2 separate regions of the Homo sapiens genome follow, and region 2 is linked to region 1. Evidence: chromatin loops called from intact Hi-C (ENCODE). Cell type or tissue: mammary epithelial cell. All regions are shown on one strand. Each heading gives the region's core, and the rest is flanking DNA. Links, peaks and the distances in the headings are about the cores only. Region 1 overlaps GNG7 (G protein subunit gamma 7). Region 2 overlaps GNG7 (G protein subunit gamma 7).

Region 1 (5,367 bases), core at 178-5,177:
CCTGGCTTAAAGTGAGGGTTATAGGGCACAGGCTGCATGCCAAACCCTCCACAAAATGTTCTCACCTCCCTGTCCCCTCCCAGACATTCTCTGTTTCTCTAACACAAATTGAGCAACTGGCCACTTGTCACCTTGTGAAACCTTGATATTTTATTCCACAAAGTTGTGCCTATCTTGAGTAGAGCCTACACCTTAGACCATAACACGGTTCATGCGTTGTTTCAACACCTGTTGGGTGATGCAGAGTGAATGGGGCCTGGCCAGGCATCTTGTTGAGGAACATGTCACAGTGTCCTCACCCTCAAGAAGGGGAGGTGTCCCATCCCTGCAGGGTGGGGTGAAAACACGTGCAGAAGTGGGCATTGGGAGTGCAGCCAGGAGCTTGGCTGCAGGCGTCCTGGCTGCAGACACAGCTTTGCTGCTGTGTTTGGTAAACAACACCAGGGACCAGGGAGGGGGCCCCCACATCCCACCCCACAGCCTCAGACCTGTTCTCACCCCCCTGTGGTTTGGGAACTCAGTATCTCTGCTGACCCCTCCTGGGCAATTTGCAAGTGAAGGAATTGACTGCTGGTGCTCCAGGCCACCCGAGAGACACCCTCCGCCCCCCACCCCCCCACCCCCATCACCCCTCCACCCCCGCGGCCCCCCCCATCAGTCTGTCACCCAGGCCTCTGGGCACTTTTAGACAAACTCTGTTGGGGGAGGGGAGAGGAGGAAGCAGAGATTAATCACTTTCAGGCTGGGCCTGCGGCGAAGGCACTTCTAGTGAGGGACATCATAGTGCATTTTCCCACAGCGTTCATGGAAGTCTTTCTTGAGGCCTGATATGAGGGGAAGACGAGGGAAGAAGACACCAGTCTCTGCCTCAACAACCAGGCAGAGGCCGGGCGCAGTGGCCCACGCCTGTAATCCCAACACTCTGGGAGGCTGAGGCGGGTGGAGCATCTAGGATCGGGAGTTCAAGACCATCCTGGCCAACATGGTGAAACCCTGTCTCTACTAAAAATACAAAAATTAGCCGGGCGTGGTGGTGCACACCTGTAATCCCAGCTACTCGGGAGGCTGAGGCAGGAGAATCGCTTGAACCTGGGAGGGGGAGGTTGCAGTGAGCCGTGATTGCACCACTGCACTCCAGCCTGGGAGACAGACTAAGACTCTGTCTCAAAAAAAAAAATGTAAAAATTAACTGGGCTTGGTGGCACCTGTAGTCCCAGCTACTTGGGAGGCTGAGTGGGGACGATCCCTTGAGGCCAAGAGTTTGAGGCTGCAGTGAGCTGTGATTGCACCACTGCACTCCAGCCTGGGTAACAGCAAGACCTTGTCTCTAAAATAAAATAAAACAGAACCAGGCACAGAGCTGGGCACGGTGGTTCATGCCTGCAATCCCAGCACTTTGGGAGGTCAAGGCAGGTGGATCCCCTGAGGTCAGGAGTTCGAGACCAGCCTGGCTAACATGGCAAAACCTCGTCTCTACTAAAAATACAAAAATTAGCCGGACATGGTGGAGTGCACCTGTAGTCCCAGCTACTTGGGAGGCCAAGGCAGGAGAATCTCTTGAAACCAGGAGGCGGAGGTTGCAGTGAGCCGAGATCACACCACTGCACTCCAGCCTGGGCAACAGAGTGAGACTCAGCCTCAAAAAAAAAAAAAAAAAAAAAATAGAACCAGACAGAGAGCAGCAGGGCTGCGTCCTATCCCTGCCCCTTAGACAGAGAGGCATGAAGGGGTGAGCAGGCCAGGCCGGGACCAATGTCGGGGGCCAGGACTGGGACTGGTAGGGTTGGCAGGGCTCACTCAGCTGCGTGTATGGGCCCTGACCCCTGGGCACACCTGCATTCCCCTGCCCTGGGAGTTGCTCCAGTGTTTATTGAGTGGGTCCTCTGGGATGGCACTGGGGGGGTGCAATGGTTTTTTTTAAAGTCCTAGTGGATTCTGGCCAGGTGTCCGAGGAGGACACAAGCTGAGAGACACCTGCGCCCCCAGAACTGGAGGAGGCAGAAAGCGTTCTCCCCTGGAACCTCTGGAGGGAGCACAGGCTTGCAGACCCCATGATTTTGGACTTCTGGCCTCCAGAACTGGGAGAGGATCCATGTCTGTGGTTTTAAGACCCCCTCCCAGTCCCCCATTTGTGGCACTTTCTTACGGCAGCCCCAGGACACCCATCCACAGAGTTCCTGGGAAATGGGGATGTCAGGCCCGTCGTCTGCACGTTTGGCAACCAGAAAAGCCCCTGTCCGTGGGGGTGCGTCCCCTGCTCCCCGCATTTCTGCCAAAGCCCCTTCCGTCGGCAGCTTGTCCTTGCATGTCCCCGAGGAAGGTGACCAGCAGGCGGAGCTGCTGCCCAGCGGCGGCCGTCCCCTCGCCCTCCTCCCTCCTCTTGTTACCATAAACACTTGGAGACCTCAGAGGAAAACGCTCAAGGATTCCCAGCCTCCAGGGCTGTGTGCCGAGGGCTTCAGAGGCTCGCATGGGGAGCGCCCTTTCCTGCACCCGCCCTGTTGACTCTGCTATCTTCCCGGTCGCCCGGCTTCCCGGGGCAGCCTGATGGCCAGGGCGCAGGTCTGGGTGGGTGCCAGGTGCCTGCCCTCCTGCCCGCCCGCCCTGGCCACCCTGAGCTGCAGGACACAGAGACCCGGACGGGAGCCAGCCGTGCTGGGCGTGGCCTGGACTCTGGGTTACGCTGGGGCAGTGAAATTTCAAAACAAACTTAGCCACATGGTCCGAGTCAGGTGTGTCCGGGTGACCCCTGTGCAGACCTTGGCGTCTGGACCTGCCCGGCCGGGGGCACCCATCCCGCAGATGCTGAGGCGGAGCCCCAAATCACGGGACCCTCTGCTGCAGGCACCGGCGGGGCGGGCTGCCAGGGCCGGAGACGAGCCATGTGCATTCTTGGGATGTTTTTTCGTTTAACCGTCTCTCCCTCTCCCAGCCATTTCCTGGCCTCTCGCAGACAAGCGACAGACAAGCAGGTCTGGCGCCGGGCCACGCTGGTGGTTTTCCATGCCGGGGTCAGTCTGGGATCCACATCCCCACAGCTCGGCCCCTGGGGGGCCGGGAGCCAGGGGTTTGAGGCCCCGATCCACCCCTTCCCAGCTCTGTGACCTTAAAATCCTTTAGCATCGGTTTCCCTACTTGTGCATGTTAACATTTGGAAGCTGATGATTCTTGGTCTCGGGGTGTTGGGGGGCTTCCTGGCAGGGAGTGGGTGGAGACCAGAGACGCTGCTCAGCACCCTGCAGTGCCCAGGACGGCCCCACCCCAGAGAGAAGGATCCAGCCCCAATGTCCACAGGGCTGAGGGGGAGAGGTCCTGCTGAAAAGCTGCAAACAGGTGCTTTTCTGCCCAGCTTCTCCGGCCTGGTTAGCGATGAAACCTGTGGCTGCCAGCCATTGAGCCCAGCCCCTGGGCGGGCGTTGCTCGTGAATTCCTTAGGCCCTGCAGGACGGGCAGTCTCTTGCTTGTGGCTGGAGCACCGTTTTCTGTTGATTTATTTATATTCTGCCTCATTCCACAAAGGATCGGAGCAAGCATTCAGGAAGAGATTCTATCAAATACAAAACTGCAAATAGCTTCCTAACATAGTAGAGAACAGGGCGAGTCAGGAGTTGGCACTAGGCTGCCCTCGGTCCTCTGGGTCCCGTATTGGGTTCTCCGAGGGCCCCCGGCTCTAACGGGGGATTTGTCCCAGCTCTGCCTACGCTACCTGTGTCTCAGCAGATCTCTGAGCCTCAAAGCCCTCAGAGACCCTCAAAGCCCCTAAGAATCAGCACCCTCTATGATGTCATAATGCTGAATAAGACAAGCACGTAGCCGGGCGCGGTGGCTCACGCCTGTAATCTCAGCACTTTGGGAGGCCAAGGTGGGAGGATCACTTGAGCCCAAGAGTTCAAGACCAGCCTGGGCAACAACGAGACCTCCGTCTCTACAAAAAAATAAAAGAATTAGCCGGGCGTGGTGGTGCACACCTGTGGTCCCAGCTACTCGAGGGGCTGAGGTGGGAGGATCTGGAGCCTGGGAGGTTGAGGCTGCAGTGAGCTGTGATTGCGCCATTGCATTCCAGCCTGGGTGACAGCAAGACTTCATCTCAAAAAAAAAAAAAAAGGAAAATAACACCATAACATTTTATATAGGGATGTTCTACATTTTCTTTTTAGATTTATTTCTCAATATAAATATGTAGCAAATGCTTACATGCATATATAATATGTAAAATATTACGCTGATTTTTTTTTTTTTTTTTTTTTTGAGATGGAATCTTGCTCTGTCACCCAGGCTGGAGTGCAGTGGCGTGATCTCGGCTCACTGCAACCTCCGCCTCCTGGCTTAAAGCAATTTTCCTGCCTCAGCCTCCCAAAGTGCTAGGATTACAGGCGTGAGCCACCACGCCCACCCAGAAGACTCTAGCTTAGCAGAGTTGTGGGAAGACACTCCCCTGCTGGTTCCTGGTGTGAAGAAGTGAGCGGTGCATTGCGAGAAGGCCCGAGGAGGGTCTGATAGCTAGGACCCAAGGGTGGCCCATAGGAGCTGGGAGTGTCCCCCAGGCAACAGCCAGCAAGGAAACAGGGACCCCGGTCCTACAACCACAGGGAGGCAAATGGTGCCAACAGCCTGAGGGAATGCTGGATGAAGAGCCTTCCCCGGGCGAGCCTTGGATGAGACGCAGCCCCAACCAACACCCAGACTGCAGCCCTGGGGGTACCCTGAACAGAGGCCCTGGCTTGGCTGTTCCCGGACTCCTGACCCCACAAACCGTGACGTACTAAGTGGATGTGTGTTGGAAGGCGCCACATGGATGGCAATTGGTTACGCAACACAGAGACTGAGCTCACTGCCCCACAGCCCCAGCTTGCGAGGTGGACCTTGTCCTGACCCTGCCAACAGGAATACAAAGACTTACTGGAACTTTGCACACGGGACAGCCCTGGTGACTCACGTAGCGTGAATGACTTAAGAGCAAATTCAGGCCGGGCACAGAGGCCCACGCCTGTAATCCCGGCACTTTGGGAGGCTGAGGTGGGAGGATCACTTGAGCCCAGGAGTTTGAGACCAGCCTGGGCCACATAGCGAGACCCTGTCTTTAGAACAAATTTTAAAAATTAGCCAGGGTGATGCTGCACTCCTGTAATCTTAGCTACTCAGGAGGCTGAGGCAGCAGGATCGCTTGCGTTCAGGAGTTTGAGACCAGCCTGGGCAACCCAGGGAGACCCCATCTGTAAAAAAAAGTTTTAAAAATTACCCAGATGGGCTGGTACGCACCTGTAGTCCCAGCTACTCAGGAGGCTGAGGTGGGAGGATCGCTTGAGCCCAGGAGGTGGAGGCTGCATTGAGCTGTGATTGCACCCCTGCACTCAGCCTGGGCAGTGA
Region 2 (5,367 bases), core at 293-5,292, 50 kb after region 1:
TTTTTTGTGTTTTTAGTAGAGACGGGGTTTCACCGTGTCAGCCAGGATGGTCTTGATCTCCTGACCTCATGATCCGCCTGCCTAGGCCTCCCAAAGTGCTGGGATTACAGGCGTGAGCCACCGCACCTGGCAGTGCTGGTTATTTCTGCTGATTTTTGTTTATGTGGTCCTGGCTCCTCGTATGTCTTACTTGCATGCCAGATATTGTATTGTGCATTTTTTTTTTTTTTTGGGACGGAGTCTCGCTCTGTTACCCAGGCTGGAGTGCAGTGGCACGATCTCGGTTCACTGCAAGCTCCACCTCCCGGGTTCATGCCACTCTCCTGCCTCAGCCTCCGGAGTAGCTGGGACTACAGGTGCCTGCCACCAAGCCTGGCTAATTTTTTGTATTTTTAGTAGAGACGGGGTTTCACCATGTTAGCCAGGATGGTCTTGATCTCCTGACCTCGTGAGCCACCGCGCCCGGCCTGTATTGCGGATTTGCATGTAGAAATAATCTGAGGCCTGGGATCGTATTATTTTCCTCCAGAGGGGATTTATGTTTACTTCTTCCAGGCATTTGGGGCCACCAGCAATCTCGCATCACCTTAATCCAATATTAGGGATTGAGATTATTCAAAACTCTGCTGTAGTTGCTAGAAGGACCTGTCTGCTTCCTCTTGATCTTTACTCCTTTTTTTTTTTTTTTTTTTTTTTTTGAGACGGAATCTCACTCAGCTGCCAAAGCTGGAATACAGTGGCACGATCTCGGTTCACTGCAACCACCGTCTCCCGGATTCAAGGGATTCTCTCATCTCAGCTCCTGACTAGCTGGGATTACAAGAACCCGCCATCATGCCCAGCTAATTTTTGTATTTTAGTAGAGACGGGGTTTCACCATGTTGACCAGGCTAGTCTTGAACTCCCGACCTCAGGTCATCCACCTGCCTCGGTCTCCCAAAGTGCTGGGATTCCAGGCGTGAGCCACTGTGCCCAGCTGTGACCGTTACTCTTACAGTGCAATATTAAGTTGTCCCAATTCACACCAAGGGGGAATTTACCAAGCCTTCTCTCCTCAGGAAACCCTGGACCTCAATTTCTGTACCCTTGGCCTCGTGAAGCTGATAGAAATATCACTCGGCCTCTCAGCAAACCCTCCCAACCCCAGGAAAAAGTGACCCCAAACCCAGGCTCTCTTTCGATCCTCCCCTAAATCCTGGCTGGAAATTCTCCATTATCTTAATAACCCTGCAGGCCCTTGAGCAGATGCTTTGACATTCTGTCCAGCTTTTCTTTCTTTTTTGAGACAGGGTCTCACTCTGTCACCCAGGCTGGAGTGCAGTGGCACAACGTCAGCTCACTGCAACCTCTGCCTCCCGGGTTTAAGTGATTGTTGTACCTCAGCCTCCTGAGTAGCTGGGACTACAGGCACCCGCCACCACGTCCAGCTAATTTTTGTATTTTAATAGAGACGGGGTTTCACCATGTTGGCCAGGCTGGTCTCAAACTCCCGACTTCAAGTGATCCTCCCACCTCAGCCTCCCAAAGTGCTGGGATTACAGGCTTGAGCCACCGCACCCAGCCCTGTCCAGCTTTTTTTTCTTTTTTTTGAGACAGGGTCTCTCTCTGTCGCCCAGGCTGGAGTGCAGTGGCACAATCTCAGCTCACTGCAACCACTGCCTCCCGGGTTTAAGTGATTCTTGTGCCTCAGCCTCCCAAGTAGCTGGGACTACAGGCACGTGCCACCATGCCCAGCTAATTTTTGTATTTTTAGCAGAGATGGGGTTTCACCATGTTGGCCAGGCTGGTCTCAAACTCCCGACCTCAAGTGATCCTCCCGCCTCGACCTCCCACAGTGCTGGGATCACAGGCGTGAGCCGCCGCACCCGGCCCTGTCCAGCTTTTCTAGTGGACCTCAGCAAGAGAGTGGGTTTGTCCTTAGCTGCTAATCCACCATTGTGCAAGCCAAAATCTGCCAAGAGAGATTTTTAACCCAAAGTCCAAGTCGTTTAGAAGGAGGTCATGGATATTCTAGATCCTCTTGATCTTGGAGCCACAGGATGACAAATGGGGACCCATCCTCAGCCTTGAGAGGAGCCCTCTCATCTTCCAGCTGAGGAAGCCAAGACCCAAAAACCAGGAGCAGAGCCAGAGTGCGAGCCCGGATTTTCCATTTCCAGGCAGGCACCGTGTGGTCCCTCTTCAGGAGCAGGTGTCAGCCCTTATCCCTTGAACAAGATCCCTGGCAATGACCTCACCTCTCCCTGAAACCTGAATGTTCTGTCAGTTCAGCAAGAGGCTGATGCAACTCACAGTCCCCAGAGGCCCTTTTGTCTCTCATCGAGTCCATAAATGACACGGAAATGATCTAAGCATGACTGGTCACCCTGGACTTCTGGAACTCATCACGGAGCTTACAAGACTCTCCTCTCACCTTTACCCTATGGCTCAGAAGAAGAAGGGATTTGCCCAAGCTCATGCTTTAAGTTCAACAACACAAAAATGGGCCGGGCGTGGTGGCTCACGCCTGTCATCCCAGCACTTTGGGAGGCCCAGGCAGGTGGATCACCTGAGGTCAGGAGTTCGAGACCAGCCTGGCCAACATGGCAAAACCCTGTCTCCACTAAAAATACAAAAATTAGCCGGGCGTGGTGGCGCATGCTTGTAATCCCAGCTACTCCGGGAGGCTGAGGCAAGAGAATCGCTTGAACCTGGGAGGCGGAGGTTGCAGTGAGCCGAGTTGGTGCCACTGCACTCCAGCCTGGGCGACAGAGTGAGCCATCATCTCCAAAAAACAAACAAACAAACAAAAAAACCCACCAACACAAAAATGGGTAATTTCAGGACACCCAGTTTGTGGCTCTATCCCGAATCCGATCCATGCTGATTTTTAATCTGATCAGCTTCCAGCTCTGCCCAGGTCTCTCCAGGGCCGGCGGTGGGGGGCTGTTGCAATTCCCTGCTGCACCCCAGCCTCAGGGCAGGTCAGGGGAGTGGCGACAGGGTGCAAGTCCACGGGGAGTGAGATTTCTCAAGAGCTCCGGGCAAACCGGCCCTTCCACATTCGCTGGGTGCAGGATGTTCCAGCCACCTTGTCTTTCCAGCAGCTGTGTTTATATTTGGCAGTTGCCACAGGTCCCTGGAAGAGGGTCCTCTTCCTGCCTGCCAGACTCTGGAACCCCTGTTTCCTCACACAGGAACCTGGGGGCCAGGCCTGGTGCAGAGATGAGAGTGTCCCTCTGAGAATTCCAACAGAGGTCACTGGGGCTCAGAGAGGGAAGGAAACTTTCCCAAGGCCACACAGCTTGGTAGAGCAAGGGCAGATTTCTGGCCTACCACCTTCCCGAGTTCCCTCCTCTGTGGGAGCTGTGGTCTCACTCCCTTCAAATGCAACGGGGCTCACATCTGGGGGAAGACTCCCGCCCTGTGGGGCCTCTCCTAGTCACAAAGCATTCTGGGATGCTAATAAAATTAAAGCCCTTTTGGAAACACCCCTGTATTTACTTTTTTTTTTTTTTTTGAGACCATTCTCCTGCCTCAGCCTCCTGAGTAGCTGGGACTACAGGTGCCCGCCGCCATGCCCGGCTAATTTTTTTGTATTTTTTTTTTTTTTTAGTAGAGACAGGGTTTCACCGTGTTAGCCAGGATGGTCTGTATCTCCTGGCCTCGTGATCTGCCCGCCTCGGCCTCCCAAAGTGCTGGGATTACAGGCGTGAGCCACTGAGCCAGGCCTTTTTTTTTTTTTTTTTTTTTAGACAGGGTCTCACTCTGTCACCCAGGCCGGAGTGCAGTGGCGCGATCTTGGCTCACTGCAACCTCCACCTCCTGGGTTCAAGCGATTCTTGTGCCTCAGCCTCCTGAGTAGCTAGAATTACAGGCACGCACTACCATGCCTGGCTCATTTTTTTGTATTTTTAGCAGACGTGGGGGTTTCACCATGTTGGCCAGGCTGGTCTTGAACTCCTGACCTCAAATGACCCACCCGCCTCAACCTCCCAAAGTTCTGGGATTACAGGCATGAGCCACCACGCCTAGCATATTTTCATTCAGTACCATTTATTTTTGGGGCCTTCAGTCAGCTGGGTTCAAACTCTTTGCGTTTTGCCTAAGGGAACCACTCTGAGCTGCAGGATTTCTCCTGATAAGGGAGTTCCATAAAGGCCTAAAATTTTCCCCCAGGGGACACCTGTCCAAGTCTGGGGACATTTGTGCTGGTCATGACTGTGGGCGCACTGGTGGGGGGGGGGGTTTCCTGGCAAGGAGTGGGTGGAGACCAGGGATGCTGCCCAGCACCCTGCAGTGCCCAGGACAGCCCCACCCCAGAAAAGGATCCAGCCAGAGGGAGAGGGCCTGTACTGGAGTGAGTTAAACTTCCCGGTGTAGATCAGGTCTCTTTAGGATTTTAGGAACTTCGGAGTTCAGCCCATTTTGCAGACTGGGGCCCTAGGCTGTGTCTCTCTTTACTGACACCACTGTCAATTTTGTCGCAGTTTTGGGTCTTTGTCTGCTCAGCCATCTGCTCAGCAAACGTTTAGGCCACACCTCCTCACCTCCTCTCCTCCTCCCAGTGGGGACAGGTTCGAGGGCGGGGGCACAGCTCCAGAGGGGCGATGCCTCCAGGCAGGAACCCAGGCCCCCTTCCTGGAGGGATGCGCGACACCAAAACTCCCTCTGCACCCCCAGATGAGGGCCGGTGGGAGTGGTGCCGTCTGAGTGAGACACAGCATTGGGCTGACCTCAGGGTCCCGGTTCTGATAGTGTCTCATAGTCACAGGTGACGTCGCCCTGGAGGGGACCGGGAGAGGGTGCGTGGGGCTCCCTGGACTATGTTTGCAACTGCCTGAGTCCATAATTGTTTCAAAATAAAAAGTTAAGATAGGGCCGGGAGCAGTGGCTCACGCCTGTAATCCCAGCACTTTGGGAGGCTGAGGCGGGTGGATCACTAGGTCAGGAGTTTGAGACCAGCCTGACCAACATGGTGAAACCCCGTCTCTACTAAAAATACAAAAATTAGCCCGGTGTGGTGGCGCGCGCCTGTAGTCCCAGCTACTCGGGAGGCTGAGGCAGGAGAATGGCATGAACTCAGGAGGTGGAGGTTGCAGTGAGCCGAGATTGTGCCACTGCACTCCAGCCTGGGCGACAGAGCGAGACTCCCTCTCAAAAAAAAAAAGTTAAGATAAACAATATTCAATAAACCTATAACAGATTCTATAACTATATAATACATATATACAGATATAAAATAGTAATCTAAATATATTATAAATACAAATATAAAATCAATAGCAAACAATGTAAATGTCAAAATAGAAATCAAACTATATAATTAATAATGTATAAATTATGTAAATGATGAATAAATATAAAATATGTATGCAATAAGTGTAT

Evidence for each region. A loop is a pair of places that touch in the nucleus more often than their neighbours do. Peaks named below come from ENCODE experiments on the same cell type or tissue, not always from the same donor. Only the 100,000 strongest peaks of a DNase experiment are listed, where the experiment ranks them.
Region 2: it touches region 1 in a loop (4-fold over the local background); 10 of 110 quality-filtered maps call a loop at or near these places.

What each region holds. Positions count from the first base shown.
Region 1 is chr19:2,576,582-2,581,948 of GRCh38, reverse strand. The region is part of intron 2 of GNG7 (G protein subunit gamma 7); the gene reads left to right. Among named protein-coding and RNA genes, the nearest start is that of MIR7850, 51 kb to the left of the region's middle. RefSeq lists enhancers at 2,376-2,425, 2,244-2,538, 4,837-4,981, a silencer at 2,244-2,538 and a cis regulatory region at 4,902-4,915. In mammary epithelial cell, for the core only: a CTCF peak has its summit at 2,323 (motif pointing right); a DNase peak (open chromatin) is centred at 2,408; H3K4me3 peaks cover 751 bases.
Region 2 is chr19:2,526,635-2,532,001 of GRCh38, reverse strand. All of the region lies in intron 3 of GNG7 (G protein subunit gamma 7), which reads left to right. Among named protein-coding and RNA genes, the nearest start is that of GADD45B, 53 kb to the right of the region's middle. RefSeq lists an enhancer at 2,350-2,409. In mammary epithelial cell, for the core only: no CTCF peak of the experiment used is centred there; a DNase peak (open chromatin) is centred at 2,341; H3K27ac peaks cover 1,178 bases.